Regions from separate parts of the Mus musculus genome. Here region 2 is linked to region 1. The links are chromatin loops, found by intact Hi-C in ENCODE. Cell type or tissue: heart. All regions are shown on one strand. Each heading gives the region's core, and the rest is flanking DNA. Links, peaks and the distances in the headings are about the cores only.

The links. Hi-C counts contacts between places; a loop is a spot of excess contacts. Peaks named below come from ENCODE experiments on the same cell type or tissue, not always from the same donor. Only the 100,000 strongest peaks of a DNase experiment are listed, where the experiment ranks them.
Region 2: it touches region 1 in a loop (2.0-fold over the local background); 2 of 42 quality-filtered maps call a loop at or near these places.

Annotation. Positions count from the first base shown.
Region 1 is chr3:98,101,750-98,112,160 of GRCm38, reverse strand. Notch2 (notch 2) reads right to left here. Exons shown (of 34, transcript NM_010928.2): 10 at 9,722-9,835; 11 at 7,579-7,812; 12 at 5,004-5,114; 13 at 419-611. Among named protein-coding and RNA genes, the nearest start is that of Adam30, 54 kb to the left of the region's middle. In heart, for the core only: no CTCF peak of the experiment used is centred there; a DNase peak (open chromatin) is centred at 5,240; H3K27ac peaks cover 292 bases.
Region 2 is chr3:98,050,739-98,061,149 of GRCm38, reverse strand. The region is part of intron 2 of Notch2 (notch 2); the gene reads right to left. Among named protein-coding and RNA genes, the nearest start is that of Gm40103, 30 kb to the right of the region's middle. In heart, for the core only: no CTCF peak of the experiment used is centred there; DNase peaks (open chromatin) are centred at 4,099, 4,559, 4,999 and 8,229; H3K27ac peaks cover 511 bases.

The sequences.
Region 1 (10,411 bases), core at 1,089-9,088:
CTGAGGGCATGCAGGCTGCAAATGCATTATCCCAGGCTCCATGACAGAACAGGAATAGACGGTGTTAAGGTGCCCGTGGCTCTAGAACACTCGTCAGATCTCAATCCTGTAGTGTAAAACACAACTGCTACATGTATGAATTCCTGGACCCTCCTGTGGGGTCCTCATTGATTACTCATGTAAAGGAGACAGTGTTTATTTCTCAAGTAAGCTCTCAGTCCTAGGAGACAGGCCAGCTTCTAGAGACAGAGCGGTGATTTGAAAGACTTTGACACAGACCTTCAAAACCTTTACCTAAATATCAGGTCAAGTTCCCAACCGACAAACTGAAGCTATTGTGTTAGTGTTTCCTTCAGTTGGTTTTAAAGGCCAACTGGGCCAATCAGTAACTACTAGCTAGCACAGGGTAGCTACTCACCCACTGAGACCTCCAGTACAGTTTCCGTGGATGCAGGGATTGCTCAGGCACTCGTTCACCTGTGAGTAGCAGCTAGGATGATGCGGTCCCTCGGGGCATATACACCGGAAACCATTCACATCATTGATGCACGTCGCACCCTTGCGACAGGGGTTGGAGGCACACTCATCAATGTCAATATTGCACCTCTGGCCTGTAGAGGGGTCAGGGGCCATGTCACTCAAACTTAAATTCTCAAGGGACGGGGTTAGAACGATGAGACGCATATGCAGACACTTCACGGAGGCAGGCTGTAAGGTTCAAGGACTAACACGGAGAAGCATGTCACACCATGCAAGGAAGGCTCGAGGAGCACTTGCTATTAATAAGGAAGGGAAGTTACTAATGACAGCAGATCGAAGCCACGGCACTCTCGGGTAGACTGCATCTAGCTTAGAACTTCAGAACTTCACAGGCATTAAGGAGAACACCAGATGTCACCAGAGACAGCTGCCCCTCCTGGCACTGCCGTGTGTGCGTGGAGAGCTCTGCCTCACATGTGTTCTGTCACTTTTCTGTTTCTGTCACACGTGTTCTGTCACCAGAGACTGCTGCCCCTCCTGGCACTGCCATGTATGTGTGCAGAGCTCTGCCTCACACGTGTTCTGTCACTTTTCCTCAGTCAAGGTTTTACGTTTCTATCTCTAGTTAATCGCAATTAGCTGGGATATGAATGGACTGCTAGTTTAATGTTAAACTGATTTTAAAAAATAGACACTTTGGTTTCATCCTTAGAACAGAGCCCACTCACTTTCTTCCTCCGTAAGTAGTCTGTAAGCAAGAATTTACTGCCCTCCAGAAACTGAGAAAACACTTTGGTGACTCCCAGTCCAGACCAGTGGTTTTCAAACTTTACTGTAAGAACGTCTCTTTGAAATGTGGTTTTATGGTCCAGTGGTTAAGAATGCTGACTGTTCATACTGAGGACCAGAGTTCAGCGCCCAGCACCCATGTTAGATGGCTCAAAAGTGCTCAGCTCCAGCTCAGGAAATCCAATGTCCTCTTCTGGCCTTCGTAGGCACCAGAAATAAATAAATAAATAAATAAATAAATAAATAAATAAATAAACAAACAAATAAATAAATGAATGAATAAATGTATGTTTTTTTGAAACAGTGACAACAAATTTCTAGGCCGCATTGCCATAGACTATGATGGCCTGGCCTGCCAACCACATTTCATACGATTTATGTGGTTCAGACACCAGAGTCTCTAAAAATATAGGTCCTGGCAGTACCTGAAATCGAAGTGGACGTGATCTTGCCAGAACACACCTGCGGCTAAATTTTGAAGGCCTGTCTGCTATAGCCTTCATCACCGTTGTCTTATGCTGTATATGTATATAGACTAAGCATACAGATGTCTTTTTATATTTCTAATAGTTGAGAATTAACATTCTCCCTATAGTATTGGGAGTGAAATCTAGCAACTATTATGAAGGAATTTATGAACTTCAAGGACACAGTGTTCTAAATCAGGTTTAAAAGTCTTTTTCTAAAATTAATTTAAGAAAGAATAACACTATATTTATTTAGTTCAAAAAGTTCCAAATAAAAGAGACACACCCTTTAAAGTAAGGCATTAGCAGGCTGCCAGCCTCCATGCACAGTGAACCATCTCTGGTGGCTCCTGTGGTAAAGACCCACAGTCTGGGATAGCTGCCATTTTCCTCTGTATGTCTTGCCTCAGTCTTCCAAGTGTTCAACATGAGCCACCTCATTCTTTTTTATCTTTTTTTTTTTTTCTGTTTCTTTTTCTTTTTGTTGTGGTACTGGGATAAAACTTAGGATCTGCAAGCACTCTTCCCAGCTCCTCATTTGCCTTTAAACAATTTCAAAGATAAAGTTTTAAGCCATTTTCATGTGCATTTGCACCATCCCTACTTGTGCAGCCTGTGTGTAGGTTGGCAGCTACTTCTGTAGTGTTCTTCTATAGTTGTCACACAGTGTCCACTGGGTATCAGAAATGGCTAGTGTCAGCTCTGCACCTTGTGGGGCTAAGCGTTGATCAACATGAGAATTACTGCATGTTTCTTACTATTTACAGTAAATTAGTTAGTGTATAATAGATGCCAGCGTGCTGCAGTGTGGACCTCGGGTTCTAGGCTGGATATGACAGCATGCTGCAGTGTGGACCACGGGTCTAGGCTGGACAGCAGAAGTTGTCTATTCATTTGCCAATGTGTCCTGAGAACTTCTCCTGCGATAACTACTGCCAAAGGATGAGAAAGAGGGTCCCAGCCCTGGGAAGAGTGCATGGGCTCTCTGTAGCTCACTGGCTTATCCAGCACCATCTCTGCAGCCATATTCGTTAACTGAGCACTGCACAACTCCATTTATGGATGGTGAGGAAATGTAGGAAGACAGTAGATCTGGGGTAGGCTGGGCTTTTTGTTTGTTTTCTGGAAGACTTAGTTTGTTTTTGGTTTGTTTTACTTTTTGGGTTCTGTTGTTCTTGTAGTTTGGGTTTAGTTTTTGGTACTTGGGTTGGAACCCAGGGCCTCATGCATGCTGGGTAAGCACTCTACTACTGCGCTTGGCCTCTCTGCCCCGTTCTTGTTGTTTGCTTTTGTTGTTTGCCTTTTCACTTTTCATTCTGAAACAAGCTCTTACTAAGTTGGGCAGCTGACTTGAATTCAGTCCGTGGTCCAGGCAGACCTTGGACTTGTGGCCATCCTGCATGAGCTTCTACAACAGCTAGGATTATGGGTGTCTGCCACCAGGCTGTAACCCAAACACCACCAGGGGCTTTAGAAAATGAAAAGGAGTTTATAGGATCACATGATGCCTGACTTTCTCCCATGTAATCAGAACATGTAGAGCTCCTGTGAGAATAAAGAACAGCCTTAGGAAGAGAAGAGACAAAGGCCTCCCTCGGATATTCTAAAGCTCCTATGAAAACAGCAGGGGAAATGATTAAAATAAAATAGAAGGAAAAGCCCCAAATACTTCACAGTTATGGCTCATGACTCTTAGACATTTCCAGCAACCGATTTACAAAACAGCCTCTTGGACCAGAAAACAGTTCCCAAGAAGGGGGCACCACCCAGCAACCAAAACATTCCATCTCTTGGTTATGTGGTTTCATGCTACACCTTATGTTTATTTTAGAGTATTTTTAGCCTATGTGCCCCCTCTTTGACCCCGTTGATTTGCTAAATGTTAAAAACAGACAGAATATGATTCCCTGACATTTAAAAAAACTAAAACCGGTGAGAAGCCTTACATAAATCCCAGAAGAAACCGTAACAGGCTCCCCCTTGGCCATGTAATGGGAATGAGCCTGGGCTCTGGCGTAGACGCCTGGGAAAGACCCTGATTGCAGGGCACTGGGAACATCACCCTGCGTCTCTCGCTCTCTGCCCTCTCCTCAGTACCACAGGAACAGTAGCATCTATCCCAACTAAGTGAGGTGAGACAGCATCTTTGGTTCCTAGCTCAGAATAAGCCGTTCATACAAATTGGGCATTTTCTTCCTGTTACACTTAACAGGTCTGTGTATTTAGTCAGCTCCCACGTATTTGAGAGAACAGTTTTCAGGATGCCCAAATTCATCGGGCTACCTCAGTGGGTCAGGGCATGAAACCTTCACCACACTGGCGTCTCAGTCACCAGGAAGAACTGAGATCCACCAAAGCCACAAAAGTTCCTGACATGTCATACCGCTGGCATAGAGGAACTGGGTACCTAGCACTCTCTTCACCTGGCTCTGACTGTCCTTAGGCTCTGCCAAAAGCTCTGAAGTGGGCTACACACCTGGGGAGCAGATGACCATAGGGCAGTTACTAAAGGGTAATATTATATATGTCTGCACATGTGTGGTAATGTCCAGAAAAAGCAGAACACACAGTGTATCCTAACAATGGGACTGTCACCGATATGAGGTATCAGTGAGGGCCCAGGCTTCCTCTGGAGCCTCTACGATAATTTTTCCAGAAACATAAATGACAAAGTTAATGTTAACAAGGAAAAGGAAGAAGAGAGAATGTGTGGATTATACTTCACCTATGGGCACATGTGCAAACTCTCTAGAGGTTCATACCTAAGGAAGAGTCACAATGCAGAATAATTCTAATCTACTTTCTTTTCATGGGCAAAAAGATCTTGCTCACTGTAGACAAACTATGTGGTGGTCTCCTCAAGTTATGCCCTCCCCAAACAGGCTCCCGGGAGAGGCGAGACCCCAGGGTGAGCAGCCAGTGTTTCCATGCACGTTTACCTTGGACACAGCCTTACAGAAGGCACTGGCCTCTGCCTGTGGGGAAGCAAAGGTGGCTTTGCAGGCATTAACCCAAGCACGGGGATGGAAAGTTACCATCTGCTAGGAAGTCTCAGGGAGCAAGACACGCGTGGCCTGAAACGCTAAAGGAAAGGCTGTGTTTCCACTTAGGAAGGTCTGGAACAGAAAGAGAAGTACAGAGCAGACTGCAAACCTTCCAGAGACGATGAGAAACAGGAAACAGGTGAAAAAGTGATTTTCACTGAGGGACCCCTTTCCCAGCTTGATGGGGCTAAAGGAGGCCCCCTCCAAAGACAAGGAGTGTTACCTGTGAATCCCGGAGAGCACACACAGCTGTAGCGATTGATGCCGTCCACACAGACTCCGTGCATACAAGGGTTGCTGGCACAGTCATCAAAATTAATTTCACAATTAAGGCCTGTAAAGAGACCCAGAGAAATGATTCTGTGTTACCACAGGAATGTCAGCACTTCCGCCTGTGGTGCTACTCAGTCAGAAGTCTGTAGGGGATCCAGGCCATCCGATCAGAACAAAGCGACGCATCGCCAAGTACAGTCCACAGAAGCCAGAACTGAGAAGCCAAGAGGACTGGATTACTCATACTTAGCCATGATTTGTCCCTTCTACTCTGTTGTCATGGAAACGGTACAAAGGCAATATAGGCAAAACTGTCAGCATCTCTGCCAGGATCCAGGCTGCAGGCCCCAACCAGATGGACACATATCTACATACCCACAGCCAAACAAACACATGCCCGCTTCATGGCTTTGGTGAGGACAATAAAATCTGTCACTGTGTAACTTGTTAACTCTCAGCCCTCAGGTTGAGAGAGCATCACAGCCAGGAGGAGCAGCCATGGCCTGAACCATGAACTGAAACAGCGGCAGCCTACCGTTCTAGAATCCCATTTTAACTAAAACAAAACAAACAAAACAAGAAAACATACTGCAATCATTAAAGTGCATCTAAGCAAGCTATGTGGGGTCCATAGACTGTTTTGTGGTATAAAAAGTGTAAAAGTAAAATCTCATGTAAGAATACAGATAAAGCTCCTAGACCAAATGTCACCATTTGAGTCACTCACCAACCGTCCTATCTGTAAGTGATCAGACATTTGTTAATAATTACCACCTCTATGCTAGCTCCAGAATGTCATGCAGCCCTCCTATGTCGCTGAGGCTAACCACAATGACCATTAATGAGAGACAAGCTTCCATATTCCTGTATGCAGGGGTGGGCCTTTTAGCCTCCGGCCCCCAGTCCATGAAGTCCTAGCATGCCAGTACAGCTCCAGACCCTGAGGTCCTGGTTCAGCTGAGCTGCCCACAAGCGTCTACACTGGCAGAGCAGCCCTCTGGGGCCTCAGGTCTGCAGCTCTCCTCTGACAAGGTCTGGGGTTCTACTGTTTCTTAGAGCCCGAGGAGACTTCTATGCTGTTGCTGAATTGGCTGCTTTTCTGTTTTCTCTTCCTTATGCTAGATCAAGCCATTTTAGGTGACTTGAAACTCAAGAGAACTAATTATTCCAAGAGTTTATCATTATAAAGGACAGATGAGAGAAGACCCTAACAGTGAGCGTGTCTCTCCCTTTGAGCACCCAGACAGTGGAAACCACAGGAACGGTGAGCAAGCTATGATGATTCCTTCCTTCCAAACATCAAACTACCAACAGAGACTGCATGATACCTGGATCGATCAGAAATCGTGACTCCGTGACAGTCTATCCACACTGTCCCCTAAATGGACTTTCCAGCCAGGCCGGCAGCACCTGCCAGCTCCTTTCTACTGAACACAGACCAGCAAGTCTGTATGTTGCCTGCAGCTCTTTGCTCTAACTCTTCAAACAGCTGCAGCAATGGGTCTGGCCTCTCTCTGCATGCTGCCTGCTGCAAACCATGAATATTAACTTCTTGCCTCTGTCCCTGAAGGAAAGTATACCTGATACACTCTGGCACAAGGATATAATCCCAGAGGAAAATAAGTTCTTGCCAACCCACCACTCGCCAGGTTTCCAGCGTGTTTGTTACAATGAGGGAGACAGCAAGCCTAACACAGCCCCTCCATTCTAAAGGCCCCTATTCAACTGCTTGTAAATCTCTCACTTTTCCTTCGTACTGCAATTTCTCATGTCTGGGGACCAGCCCGGAAGCAAATTGCTTTTGGAAGGTTTCACAAAGCCCTATTCAGTCCTTTGAGGGAGTTATCTAAATGTGGGGAGGGGACCCACATTCTCAGCTGTGAAGGCATGGGATGTTTTTCGTATGCTTGAGCAATTCAAAAAGGACTTTGTTTTCAAACTTGGCATGTGTGAGGCCCTGGATGAAGACCAGGACCTTTGACAAGTTTGAAGAAATGGATTTGAAGTAACACAATGAAATCAGGGCAGCTCCCCACTCCCCTGCCTCTGCCCCCTCCATAGGCCGACTTCCTTAAGTCCAGGATGAGCCCCTACAAATCACCCCGTGTATCCAGTAGGCCCTCTGCTCCGCAAGGCTCACACTGGTTAATCTTCCACTCAGACATTTCCCTTTGATCTCTCACAGTATCCCTCTGTCTCCAGCTAAAGCTGTGTCCAAGATCGTTCCTCTCACAGGTAAAATGGAATTCTGGGAAATCTGGGAAATGTAGCTGCCCAGTGAACTAGCTCCAGAACTCCTAATAGGACAGAGCAGGCCCTCGTCTAGCAAGCAGCCTCCCTCTAGGCTCAGGTGGCCTGTGAGGAGCCTGAGGCATTTGACTTCGAAACTACCAAGGTCTTACCTTTGCCTGAAATTCCTGAGGCCCCACCAGACACAGAGCAGGAAGAAAGCTGTCACTTTTAGCTGACAATGCCAAAGAGCAGGCCCTGGATGGAGGGACTGAGAGAAGGAGGGACTGTCCTACCTGATGTGCCTGGTTGGCAGTTGCACTGGTAACCATTCACCAGGTCAATGCAGCGCCCATCGTTCAAGCAAGGGCTGCTGTAGCATTCATCAATCTGGTCACTACAGATGGCTCCCATGTACCCAGGGTTGCAGATGCAGGTGTAGGAGTCGATCCCATCCTGGCACTGGCCATGGTGGCAAGGATCTGGGTCACAGTTGTCGATGTTCTCATCACACAATATGCCAGTGAAACCTGCAGAAAGAATTTTAGTGAGGAGCCTTTGAAACCAGGGAGCACGCTGAGTCTACACCCAAAGGCGGCCTGCCCAGCCGCCCTGCATGCCCCACGTCTGGAGCAATCTTCACAGGTGGCTTTGAGCAGTGGCCTTGCCTGTCTGATTTATAATTCGAGCTTGGGGACCCCGTGCTCACAGATTCTTGGAGGAGTCTGCAGAACGGATATGCCCCTGTGCCTGAGCCTGGGGTCTGCTGCTCTCTTCTCAGTGTGCTTGCTTCCTGGCCTGCAGGGAAGGAAGGCACTCCACACTTCCTCCTTGCATGCTGCCTCTGAGCAGCTCTCCTCCCAGCACACAGGCACTGACTATGACTTCACATATTCCGTCTTACAGATCTGAGTCTGGAGAACAGAGTCTCAGAGCCCGTCCAAGAGTGTTATGCTACTAATTTCTAAATAGGTATTCATTAAATAAAATGAATGATCCACTTGTGACTCTCTGAAAGACAATGAGAGAAGTAAGCATCCCACAACTGAGGTGTAACTTGATCCATGTCCCACCTCTTCCTAAAAAGGGTCCAAGGAGGTCTTTCCTCCCTTTTATTGTTTAAACTTATTTTTTAAATTATTATTTTTCAAATGGGTGGTGTGGGTGTGTACATGTTGAAGTCAGGGGACAACTTTTGGGAGTAGGTTCCCTCCTTGCTCCCCGAGGTCTGGGAGTCGAATTCATGTTTTTAGGGGTGTGCGGCAGGTGTTAGTACCCACTGAGCACCTCAGCACCCTCCTGTCCCTTAAACATGAGATCTAGGACTTAAACCTCACTGCTGTGAAGTCACGCTCCACAGAAGCAGGCTAGAAACGTCTGGAGCATCTCCAACAGGAGGCAACGTTCCTACGAGGAAAAGGCAGCTCAGCAGAGTCCACACCTACAACAGACATCAGCTCTGCACCACTATGGGAACAGAGTGTGCTTTCCTGAGACCTGAGAGAAATCAGAGGCACAAGGCCTACATGCTAAAAACCTGTTTCTAACTTATGCTCTGACATTACTCATGACTTTGAGAGTCTGCCTGCCTATATGTATGCATGCGAACTCTGTGTGTGTGTGTGTGTGTGTGTGTGTGTGTGTGTGTGATGCCCACAGAGGCCACAAGAGGGTGTCAGATTCCCTGAGACTGGAGTTACAGATGGTTGGAACCTGCTATGTGGGTGCTGAGAACCAAGCCCAGGTCCTCTGCGTGAGCAGCAAATGCTCTTGCTCCAGCCCTCTCTCCCTATAGCTTCTATCTCAGAATCACATAAGGAAGAGGTTTCCTTTTTGAATAGTTTAAGGCTTTCTCCATATTGATGAGCCATGCATCTGCACAGCAAGTGTGCTGTAGTCATTCAGCTCAATAAAGCCCATTCCCATGTGAGAAATATGGTCCAAGACCCAGAAATGTGTTACCAAAGTTTCTCAGAATACAGAATCAGATCATGCAGGGAGCACCTTCCTAGAGAGACACAGCCAACTCTCAAGGACATCTGTATCTACACTGCACAAAGGTTGGACTCAGAGACACAGAGACCCTGTAGAGAGCCTCAGTGAAGAACAGCTTTCTTCTAGAATTCTCCTATTCCCAAGGTACCAGGGAAGCAAGCTAGAAGCTCACTGCTGCCCAAACCCTTTCCATAAACACACAGACACCAGCTGAACATGTGGGCAGAACTACTGTGTGGTGACAATGAGCCAGGGGCTACAGGTAAGGACTGTAAGAGCAGCAGGAGGTCTGCAGCAGTAGGAGGTCTGCAGCGAAAGCATGAGCCAGCCCCTGGCTGTTAGAGGAGGGCAGCACCCTTTATGCTCTACCTCCGAGCAGCTAGGGGAAGACAGTCGCCTTGCCCACAGAGGGGCCTCAAAGGGATGGGAGGGGCTGACACTTACCTGTGGCACACTGGCATTCATAGCCATTCGGGTGATCGATGCACTTGGCCCCATTCAGGCAGGGAGTACTGGAGCAGTCATCAATGTCGATCTGGCACACTGGTCCTGTGAAGCCTGGAAGAGGCACCGAGGTGACACATATCAGAGACTGACCCATCTTCCTTTACTGAAACAGTGGTTGAATCACTGGCAGAGTGTATGCCAAGGGGTCACCAAGGCAAAGCTCGGAGGTCAGAGGTACTGGGGTTCTACCCCTGACTCTCAGGTCCATCTCCAGGGAAAGCAAGAGGAACTGAGACACTACTGAAGATGGAGTCTCAAACCAGTAACTGTATCCCCAGACTGAAAGGATCTTCTCTTTGGAGATTAAGTAGAAAAGCCACCGTCCACAGCAGACAGCTGGCAGGCCTTCAACATCAGCAGAGGCACAGGACCTTGGAAAAAAATCTGATGTGTGGTGCCGGCCTGGACTTAATGGAATAAAATGTCTTGGGATTTAGGAATATGACTCATGAGGAAAAAATAAAATCCTGCGCTTCTGTGAGGTGTGAGCACTCTGAAATATACACACAGACAGGGAGGTCAGGGGCCGTTCGAGAACAGACTTGGACTTCAGGCCACAAAAGTCTTGGAAGACATGCTGGCTGAAACAGTTCCCCACCTCAGCATACACAAAGTCTCTTCCCAAGT
Region 2 (10,411 bases), core at 802-8,801, 51 kb after region 1:
TAATAGACAAGAGTTATTCTCTACTATACCCTATGTGCCAAACACAGTGACTAGCATATGGAAGCCATTCAGCTGTTCAAATTCTTAACGGATGCCAAAGGGCAAGATGCAAGGGTCCACATAATCTTTACAACTTAAAGGCTCCAGACTTCAATTACACTGGAAGTTTGGGAACCACTGGGTTGAGCTGTTTACCTAAAGGATCTTTAAGCTAATTAAGATTCTTGATACACAAAGCACCTACCTCTTAACCTTCATAAACCCAAGGCTATTCAAAGCTGCCCTACCCCATATGGAATAGATTTCTTTAAATCACATTTTCCTAATATATATGTGTGTGTGTGTGTGTGTGTGTGTGTGTGTGTGTGTGTGTGTTACTCAGCTTTCAGAGTGCATATCTGCTGCACATAAACCCTCTGACTGTCACATACAACAGAAATTGATTGCAGTGCCCATGTAAGAGGCTCACACTGCATTGCTGTGCCCAGAAGCAGACACCAGGCAGCACCAGCTCTGCCAGATTTACCTGCAAGCCTCTCAAGATGCTCTTAAGAGCAAACATGACTATTAAACCACCACTGTCACAACACCCAACCCCAAAACTTGTCCACACAAAAGATAACTTTTATGGCATTTACACCAACTAACATTTATTACTTTGATGGTAATGAGAACAATTAATTGCCAAAGAAAAATGAGTGGTGTTCACTTCTTTGAATGATGTTCCTCGTTAATTTAGTAGAAACCCTGGCTGTAACTAGCACACATCACCTCAGCCAGAGATGGCATCGACCAAAAGCGGGCAGCAGAGGGATCAAGGGTAGTTCACTGTTGTGATCTCAGCTCCTCTGCTTCAAGAACATCATTGCACATTAAATCAAGAACAAACAGCAGAAACAGTGGCTTTCTGGCATCTGGCACTTCTGGGGAAACAGGAAGCTTTCCAATGGCTCCTGAGCCCTAAGGTGGGCTGGCACACTCCACCATCTATGTTTGGATCATCAGCTCAGGAACTGTCACTGGTGGCATTTTAAATGGGCATAAAGTGACACAGAACTGTCAGCTTGACTCTTGGCCTAAAAGATGTGATATCTAGCATTTTTAAGGAAGTTTGCTGACACTTGCTCGAGGGCAGGACACCACTGACATCATAAAGGCAAAAGGCTTACAGTTTAGGTGAACTCTTGTTCACTGCAAATAAGGCCATTTCTGCAAGAGATAATAATGCTCAGCTGGTAGAACCCTCGAGTCCCCTGTGTGAGTCCCTAGGTTTAACTCCCAAGACCAGAGCAAAAGAAAGAGAAGGAGAAAAACAAAACAAACAAACAAAAAAAAAACAAAAACAAAAACAAAAACAAAAAACAAAACAGGGTTATAGAAACCAGGCCACTTGAGAAGCAGTTATTATGAAGTATGCTTAATTTCAGAAAGACAGCCCAATGCCACACCATCTGTATAGAGAAAAACAAAGACTGGGAGCATAGCTCAGAGGTAGAGCATTTGACAACAGCAAGACTCCAGATTGGTTGCCAACACCTAAATAAATAAATAAATAAATACCTAAAACAGTAGACATCTGCAAAATAATTATGGTTCCTAACTACTCCTCTTAAAAACAGAGTCATTGCCTATCAGGGGGAGGGAGGAAGATCAATTCTTGGGAGTAAAACTTATCTGAGACTTTATAGTGGTCTGTGGCCTTTCATACTACAGAAACTAAACATCCAACAGACACGCTGAACTTACCACTCCACTGTGCCCAAAGCGAAGGCAAAGGGAAGTGCAGAGACACTTGTGGGGCAGTAGCAGCAAGCACAGCAAAGCCAGAGCTGACCGGCCCAGGCTGATCTGTGCTTCCAGATGGAGCCCAAGGCCAAGGTCACAAGTGTAAGCAAAGACAGTCTACAGCAGGAACTATCATGGTCCATGCCACAGACATTCTACATCATTTCTGGAAAGGTGCTTCACTGACTAGAGATGTGGGCAAAGCCACTACAGATGGACCCACACTCTCCTCAGCACTGCCCAGCAGCCTTCAGGACGGTTCTATGGGAGACTCTGAGGGCATGGGTGCATTCACAAGTGTATACACGTGTGGGTAAACACTCACAATCCAAGTCTGTCACATATAAAACATGTGTGCAAACGTACATAGCCATGTGTGTCCAACGGTTGTGACCTTTTGTCTATCTAAATGAATATTAAAGTTTTTACAATGTTTGGCCAAGGGCTCCAGGATGGCCCCAGATCTCTCTGGTAAAGTTGCTGACCCACAGCCCTTTCCTCAGCCTAGCCTTGGCTCTGCTGCTGGACATGTTACCTTGAACAAATCACTTTACCTCTCTGATCCTCAGTCTCCCTTGTGTTAAAAAGAAGATGCTTGGTTCTGGGCAGAGGGCTCGGTGGTTATGAGCACTTGCTGTTCAAGCAGAGGACCAGAATTCAGTTCCTGGAACTCACCTGGCAGCTCACAACCCTCTGTAACTCTGCCTTCAGGGACTCTGATGCGCTCTTCTGGCCTTCCAAGAGCCCCAAGCATTTTCTAAAAGTAAGATGCTGGACCAAACAATCTCCAACAGTTGCTCTGAAATTGTACAGGTGCCCTCAGTTCTGTTCAGAGCCCTGGAGTCACAGGGACACACGCCTCACCGAGAGCTGTGATCTCCCCATTGCTTGGATTCACTGGACTTTTAAAAAATGAAAATGCCTATTCTTTCAAACTGCTTCACAAAAACCCAAATCTTTTGTTTTTAAGGTCTGCTTCCATGATAACACATATGTCTACCCACACCAGCTCTTAAAGGGTTGCTACCATAAAGAAAAAAATAAGATAAGATGTCCAGCTTTCTTCCTAATGAGGTCAAGAGAACTAACTGAATCCTGTCTATATTCCAGTCAGTCGGATACACAGAGGAACACAGAGGAACTCACTCGGTTGTATTCTGTGTCAGCTTGTCATATATACATCACAATGAGTAGGAAGGACTCTAAGGTGTCTTTACCCTCCTCCTAAATGAGGTGACTTCAATAGTGACACTTAACTCCTTCAGCACCCTTCAACCCCAGGATGTAAGAACTCCAAGTCCCACTCCTTGGGCAAGAATCACACCCCTCATGGAGTCTAGCAGTCCCTCCAAAGGGCCTGTGGATGCTTATGTAGATGAACTGTTGCTAAGGTGTCACCTTGAGCTAAGCCCTCACAGGAAGCAAGGAGGCCAAGACCGAGCAAAACAGAACTAACAAACCATCAGGGCACCAGGAGGAAATCCAGAGACCAGGGACCTCTGTCCCCTTCCAGGCCTTAGCATCTTCCCCAAACCCCCATGCCAGCGTGGCAGCCTGCTTTCTTCAGCACAGAATGACACGGCAGCAGACATCTCAAGCCTTACAGGTAAGTTACAGGAGACATTTTAATGGCTGACATGTGTGCGAGAGACAGTGGTCTGGGAAGAACCCCTCACAGGGAATCAACCCTTAGGTAAATCTGGGGAAGGCCTTTCTCCAGAACTCATTTTCAGACATCCCTTCAACTCAGCATGAGGGCCTCTCCTGCTCCCTCCCCAGGTCACAGTGATGTTGTCATTACCTCCAATAAAACCGGAGGAGCCAGGTGTGGTGGTACAAGCCTTTAATCCCAGCAGAGGCAGAAACAGATGGATCTCTTTGAGTTCAAAGCCTGCTTACTCTACATAGTAAGTTCCAGGCAAGGTTAAGGAGAGAGAAGGTTAAGGAGAGAGATCTTGTCTCTAAAACAAACCACCACCAATAACAACTTAGAAGGGCTATGTGAAGCGCATCACTGAACTGTGTGTAGATACAAACTTAGGACTCTGACAGTCAGTGCCAGTCTTTGCCTGGAAGGAAATGAGTCACCTTTCTTTAGTAATCAAGGGCTGTCCGGTTTTAAGGAGTGACCTAGACATTCACAACCATAAGTTTCGGCAATAAGAGACCAAGAGTCAGACACCACAAATATTATATACAAATAGGGCCGTGGCAGAAAAATTAGAGTCGAGAAGGTTCTTTGGGTACTGCTCAGAATGACTAAGGTTTCAAAGGGGCAAGCTGCCCAGTGAAGAAATTCCTCAAGGAGATGTGCCTGACTTACACAAGCACCAGGGTTTCACAATCTTAAAGGGCCAGGAGGTTGAGGGACGAAGGCACTGCCAAGGTCTAGGCAAGAAAATCATAACCACTGTCAAATGTTTTCCACGCGGAGCAGGCAGCCTGGTCTATTCTGGATAATTGGGGGTTTGGATATGTACTATATAATTAGAGGAAACAAGCAGTAAAGGACATGAGCTAATTTGGGGTAACCCAAGACTTGGCTAACAGATACCCACTCACTCCGAATTCCTAAGATGAATTGAACCTGGCCAGTGAGATGCTGGGCAGAAGACATGACTGTGAGATACCTAGCCTCTTGGCTAACAGAGGGAGCCCGCGCATAGCGCCCAGGCACTGTCTCTGCTCTTGTTTCACTCCCTCTACCCAAACTTTTTCTTGGCTTCTGAGATTCTTGAACTCCGAGTTTCCAGCCACAAGCTACCTGGCTACTCTGTCTAGCAACACAATGAGTCAGAAAGTCCAGGGAAGGAAGGTAATTGCTGCCAGCTGCCCTCTCTTCCTGTGCCTGGGCCCTTTCCCCAGCCTCTCACGCTGGCCACTCCACCTCCACACGCTCATTGCTAACATGTGCTCAAGGGATGTTTGTCCAAACCACTTAACTGTCGCTTGAAACCTGACTGGTCCACACACTGGTTCAGTGAAACATTACATGAACTAGAATTTAGACAGAAAAAGCAGCCAAGATGGAGACATATTTGGGGCTTTTGGGTCTATTCACACGACCCAGCACAGAAAGGCCTGAGAAGCCTCTGGCATGTGTGGCTGCAGTCCTCCGAGTCCTTGCCATCCTAAGGGGAACATGGGGTGTTCCTATTTGAATAAAACAGTCTGTAGCTGCCTTGGGTGACAGATCCCGAGAAGTACGAAGAGTCAAGCAGAGGAAGCGCCTCGGTGGAACAGGAGGTGGAATTAGAGGCTTCTGCTACCACGGAGACTCCAAGGCAGGCAATGTTCTCATGAACTTTCTCTTCCTACAGGAGGGGAAGCGGGTGGGAGGGTGTGATTCTGTAGTCATTGAGCAATGCCAGCTATCACCACTGCCCTTGCCTTCGCTCCTCTTTCCTAAAGCCCTTCTCATAAAGACCATGTGGACTATTTCTGGAAGGAGATATTAAACAGAAGCTGCGGCATCAGAAGGGGAAGCCGGATGTTCCTATCCAAGGACCTTAGACCCAGATGGCTGCCTGCGTCTTCAGGGAGGTCACTAACAGTCGATATGATCTAGAAAGTATAGTGAAATTGAAGAGGAATATTAATTTGCCTTACATTTCGTGAGATATAAAATAGAACTCAAATTATACAAAAACCTGGAAACAACACAGTTTCCTAATACATGTGCACACGCGTGCACGCTCATTCCTGCATATGTGTGCATGCAACAAGGGGGAGACGAGACACTCCTTCTTTCCTGGGAATTCCAACCCCTGAGCACTGAGGAAAGGGTCCATCATGCCCACATATTTATGCTATTTTATCAAAATAAGCTTGGAAATCTCTGAATAACTATATTTCCATTCAGTTGTGACTAAGGGCAAATATAGGCAAAACTAAAATGAAGAATTTAATTAAGCTTCTCCAGAAGAGAAATATTTCTCATTCTTCTCCCCAGGGAAGAGAAGTGGGGAGTCAGGGGGGCTCCTACATGAAGTGATGGCGCTGACAAGCTACGATTGAACAATAAGCAACTTCACCCAGGATTATGGTTAACCTGGAGGCCGTGTTCAAAGAAGCTGAGCTAAATTCCAATCTATTAATGCCAGCTTTGTGAGCCAAAATTAATTGATTTAATTTATTGGCAGCTACCCAAGACAGGCAGCAGAATTCAGGCAGAGCCTACGGATGGCACTCTACTTCCCTATCAAACAATGGTTACTGACTGATTCAGCCAAAAGCATAAAGGGGACTTAGATAGCGCACGGGGACTCTCTTACCATGCGCTGATAAGAAACTGGTGATCAAGACCGTAATGGAAGACTCTTCAGACAGACTCACAGCTTAAAGGACTCTGAAAGGACCATGTGAATAAAACTCCCTTTGGAATGGCAGTTAGACAAGGTACAGCCTTGATGGAAATACCAACGTACATAGGTAATTCATGTGCAAGCACCAAGTGCCATGTTTAACAAGTAGTTCTGTGTTGGCAGCAACATCCAAGCAGTCACGGGGCTTCGTCCATCTCAGTGTCATTCATGGCTGTGTAAAACGGTTCTGGACCTGCCAGTCCCCAGTCAGGAAATGGGGAGGTTCAAGGTTTTGTTCATTTGCTTTCTCTACTGAAAAGCTCAGTCACAAACAATATTTTCCACCCCACATTCCACTGCCTTTCTCTTTATATTTCATCTACATAATGGCAACAGGCACTAGTACAGGCTCACCCATGTAACCTAAGCTAGCTAAAAGCCAGTAATAAATGGTTAAGTGAGATGCTGAGGCCTACCTAAAACCACTACTTCTACTTTCAAAGCAAGCACTAAAAGGCCAGAAGATAGGCACATCAGATAAAGGTGCTTGCGGCCAAGCCTGACAGCCTGCGCTGAGGCCCTGGGACCCACATGATGGGAGAGAACTGGCATCTGCAAACTGTGCTCTCATCTCAGTGTGCATGCCACAGCACATGCGTGCCCACACATAAAAGTAAGTAAATATATACATAACTTTTAGCTAATAAAAGCAGAGATTTAATCGTATTCTAGTAATTATATGTTTTCAAGTGTCACAGTTTCTTTTTGGGGCAGTCTTGTTTGAGCTTTCAGTTTAATACACAATTTGGTTCCATTTTATTGATAGGTAAACTGAGACAAAGACAGCACATTTTTCAAGAATTCCTCTTGAATCAGTTAAAATAGAAAGTTTTAAGATCTTGGGCAAATTATCTAAACTCTCTGAGCATCCATATACTGACTGATAAAACAAGAATTTAGCATGCATTTCATATAAACAGCTGAACTGATGTCAGAGTTGGTCCAGAACAATCAGCTAGCACTGAGCCGTTACACTGCCAAAGATCTGATTGCTAGCAGGAAGTAGACTCAGACTCAGTCTATCTGGCATAGAAATCTATGTTCTCTGCATGTTACCAGACAGGACTCTTCCAAGACTTAATCCACTCACAAGCACTAGGCTGAGCCACACTGGAGCCTGGGGCTAAGGCAGTAATGGGTATTGCTAATCTCCTTATTTAGAATGTTAGGATTTTTCACCATTTTTTGCATTAACTTTGATATTTTTGAACCAAGGTATCCCCGACTGATGAGTGAGTTTTCAGGCAGTGCCCTGACTTCCACACCTGAGGCTGTGGCTCTCCCCACTCACCGTAGCCCCAGCTCGCTCTGAACAGACCATACGAGATTCAGTTGTTTCCTGCCTAACTTTATTTCTCGCCCGTCCTCACAAGAGCCCTGCAGGGCTTCTCGGGACTGCTGTAAGTCATCCAGTGGACTGGGAAAGGCTGGTGACTCCCGAAGAAGAATGAAATAATAGAACAACATCAATTAATTGCAACTGCTACCACGGACTTGAGCGGTGCATGGGGTGCTGCCTGTGGTACACACAGACTGCAGTAAGTCACTCTTAGGTTTTTCAAGATGTGTTTATTTTTTACGTTATGTGTAGGGGTGTTTTGCGTCTACGTATCTGTGTACCACCTGCAAGCCTGGTGGCCTCAGAGGCCCAAGGTGACTTCAGGTGCCCTAGACTGGAGTTACATACAGATGGTTGTGAGCCACCATGTGGGTGCTTGAAACCAAACCTGGATCCTCTGCAAGAGCAGCAGGTGCTTTTAACCACGGAGCCATCGCTGTCTGCACAATAAGTAACTCTGGGAGTTAATCATTCTTAGGCACCACTCTCAGAAGAAGAAAAGAAACATTACCCTGTGAAAGGCAAAGCTACCACTCTTCACTTAAGATCTGCAAGACGCTAAGAAAAAGGAAGATGAAGGCACTCAGAGGTATGGCTAACTCTGCTATCACCTTCCAGAGAGCGTAAGCACGCACGATGTTCTGGTAACCTGGGCACCCAACATGAAGGGACCAGGCTGGCAGGACCAGCTTGGCAGGGAAGCAAGCGAGCAATTGGCAGTGGACAGTCCACTCCATGGCCCTGATCCTCAGCAACCCTCACAGCAACGCATGCGCTCAGGAGAAGGTGACAAAAGGGACTAAGGCTGAGCTGGCCACAGTGGCACACACCCTTCTGAGACCACCACCGCGGCACAAGCACTAGGCTAGGGCCTCCATCCAGAGCTGAGTTCTGGGGGAGTCTAGCTCCTCTGCTCTCTGCTGTGATACCTAACGTGTTAGGAGGACAATGAAGGCAACCCGCCCAGCTTTCTTGGATGGATTTCAGATGCCTGGACCACCAACATCACTCCTAATCCTGGCAAAGAAAATACTTAGTTGCTAATGTTTACTGCAGCTAGCAACAAGGTTTGGATAAAATGTGACACAGCTTATATTTTATAACATTTTGCATCCATCATCATGCACTTAAAAATGTAATTCTTAGATACAAACTGGAGTTTCCCAGGAGTAAGCCCCCATCCTCAGGGACTCTGCAATTGTGTGGCTTTGCATGTATCCTTTCCTCCCTTTCCCAGTACTGTGCTAGGCACCTCAACCCGGCAGGCGAGGGTGAAGGACCCTTCACGACCCCAATCTGCACCCTCACGAACAGCAACAATCACATCAGAACAACTCTCTTGTTCATAACAATTATCAACTCAGGATGAAATATTAAAGGCACTAGAGAAAACTACAAGGGACACAGGACAGACGCAAACTGTGAGAATCCCACAGTTAGCTGCTTTCCCTCTGCAAGCTGCTCTACATGAAGGTCCTGCAGCGCTACAGAAAAAAAGCAAGTGGCCATGGACATCTCTCTAACAGAGACAGCAAGTGGCCATGGACATCTCTCTAACAGAGACAGGGCAGGGCGGGGGCACCAGGAGCCATGGAGGTAAACAGAATTTGAAAGGCAAAACCTTAGAAAAGACCTGGGAGGAGGAGCGCAACGTCTGAACACAACTCTGAAAATACTTCCCCTTCAATGGCTTCTGACTGTGCAGAAGAGGAGAACACAGGACCCAAGAGAAAGAGTTGGATGGCTGTAAAGACTGCGCAGGCAGTTAGTTCCTCCTTAGAACTCAAGTCGGCCAGAACAGAGGGCCTGTTAAGAACATCCCAGGCTCGGTCAACCCCCCCCCCCCCCCCACGCTCCACAGCAGTCCTCTGAAGGGTCACATTTGGCCATGTGGGCCATCTCCCAGCAGTAAGGGTGAAACAGAAGCAAAGCCATGTAACATAGCCTCAGTGGGATCAAAGTGATCCGTCAGGGATGGAACAGACCCACTCCCACGAAGCTCTGCTGGGATAAACACTCCGAATGCATCATCCAGTGTCCAGGCAGTCATTTCAAAGAGTGAAGGAAAGCAAACGTGAGCCCAAAGTGAAGACAAGGAGCAGCGGGCAGACCGTATGTAACAGGATAAATACGTCCTTAGAGTGAACGTCCCGACTGGGTAACTCATGACCTCACCTACACCCGCCAGGCTAGCAAACATGCACTGCCCGTGATTTTTAATCAAAATGGGATTTGCGTGGTTTATACTTGAAAGCTTGGAACAAACAACTCGAAAGTGATTAATTACATCCAAACGTAATTATATATTTACACCTCCCAGTAGGACAGGGAGAGAATAAAATGTCTTAACTTTAAGTACTGAGAGGACTTTATTAAGAGCTGACAGCGACTATTTAGCAGCAGTAATTGAGTTTCATGCAAGATTGCACAGGTTCCCCTTGCCTGGCATCACAGTCTGACAGGGTCCTTGAGCTCATCACAGTGTGAAGGGGGGGGGGGGGGAATAACCACACAGTTGAGCTGTGCACAAAACCTATCTTTGAAAGTACTTATCCGCATCTGTCAATGTGATCTTATCGAGGGTTTCTATAATTTCTATAAACAATCATTAGGTTTTGGCTGAATCAGCAGGATAAGGCCACCTTAGCAGGTTCTGGGATACCTTCCACTCTAAAACAGTTTTCTCCCAATTCCCACCCTACCCCCTACAGAAGGAACTTGGCTTCAACTCTGTTTCCTTAATCCACTAAGCAACCTCAGGGAAAAAAAATAAAAAGACAATCACATGCCCTGCACATCTGATGTAATTTTCATAATCCTCTAAGTGTTGGAATACTTACTTACTATGTTGTGAAAATATTTACTGAACAAACTCGCATACCTTATCCCTCGGGTCGGGGGTGGTGAAGGATGCTGACAAGTG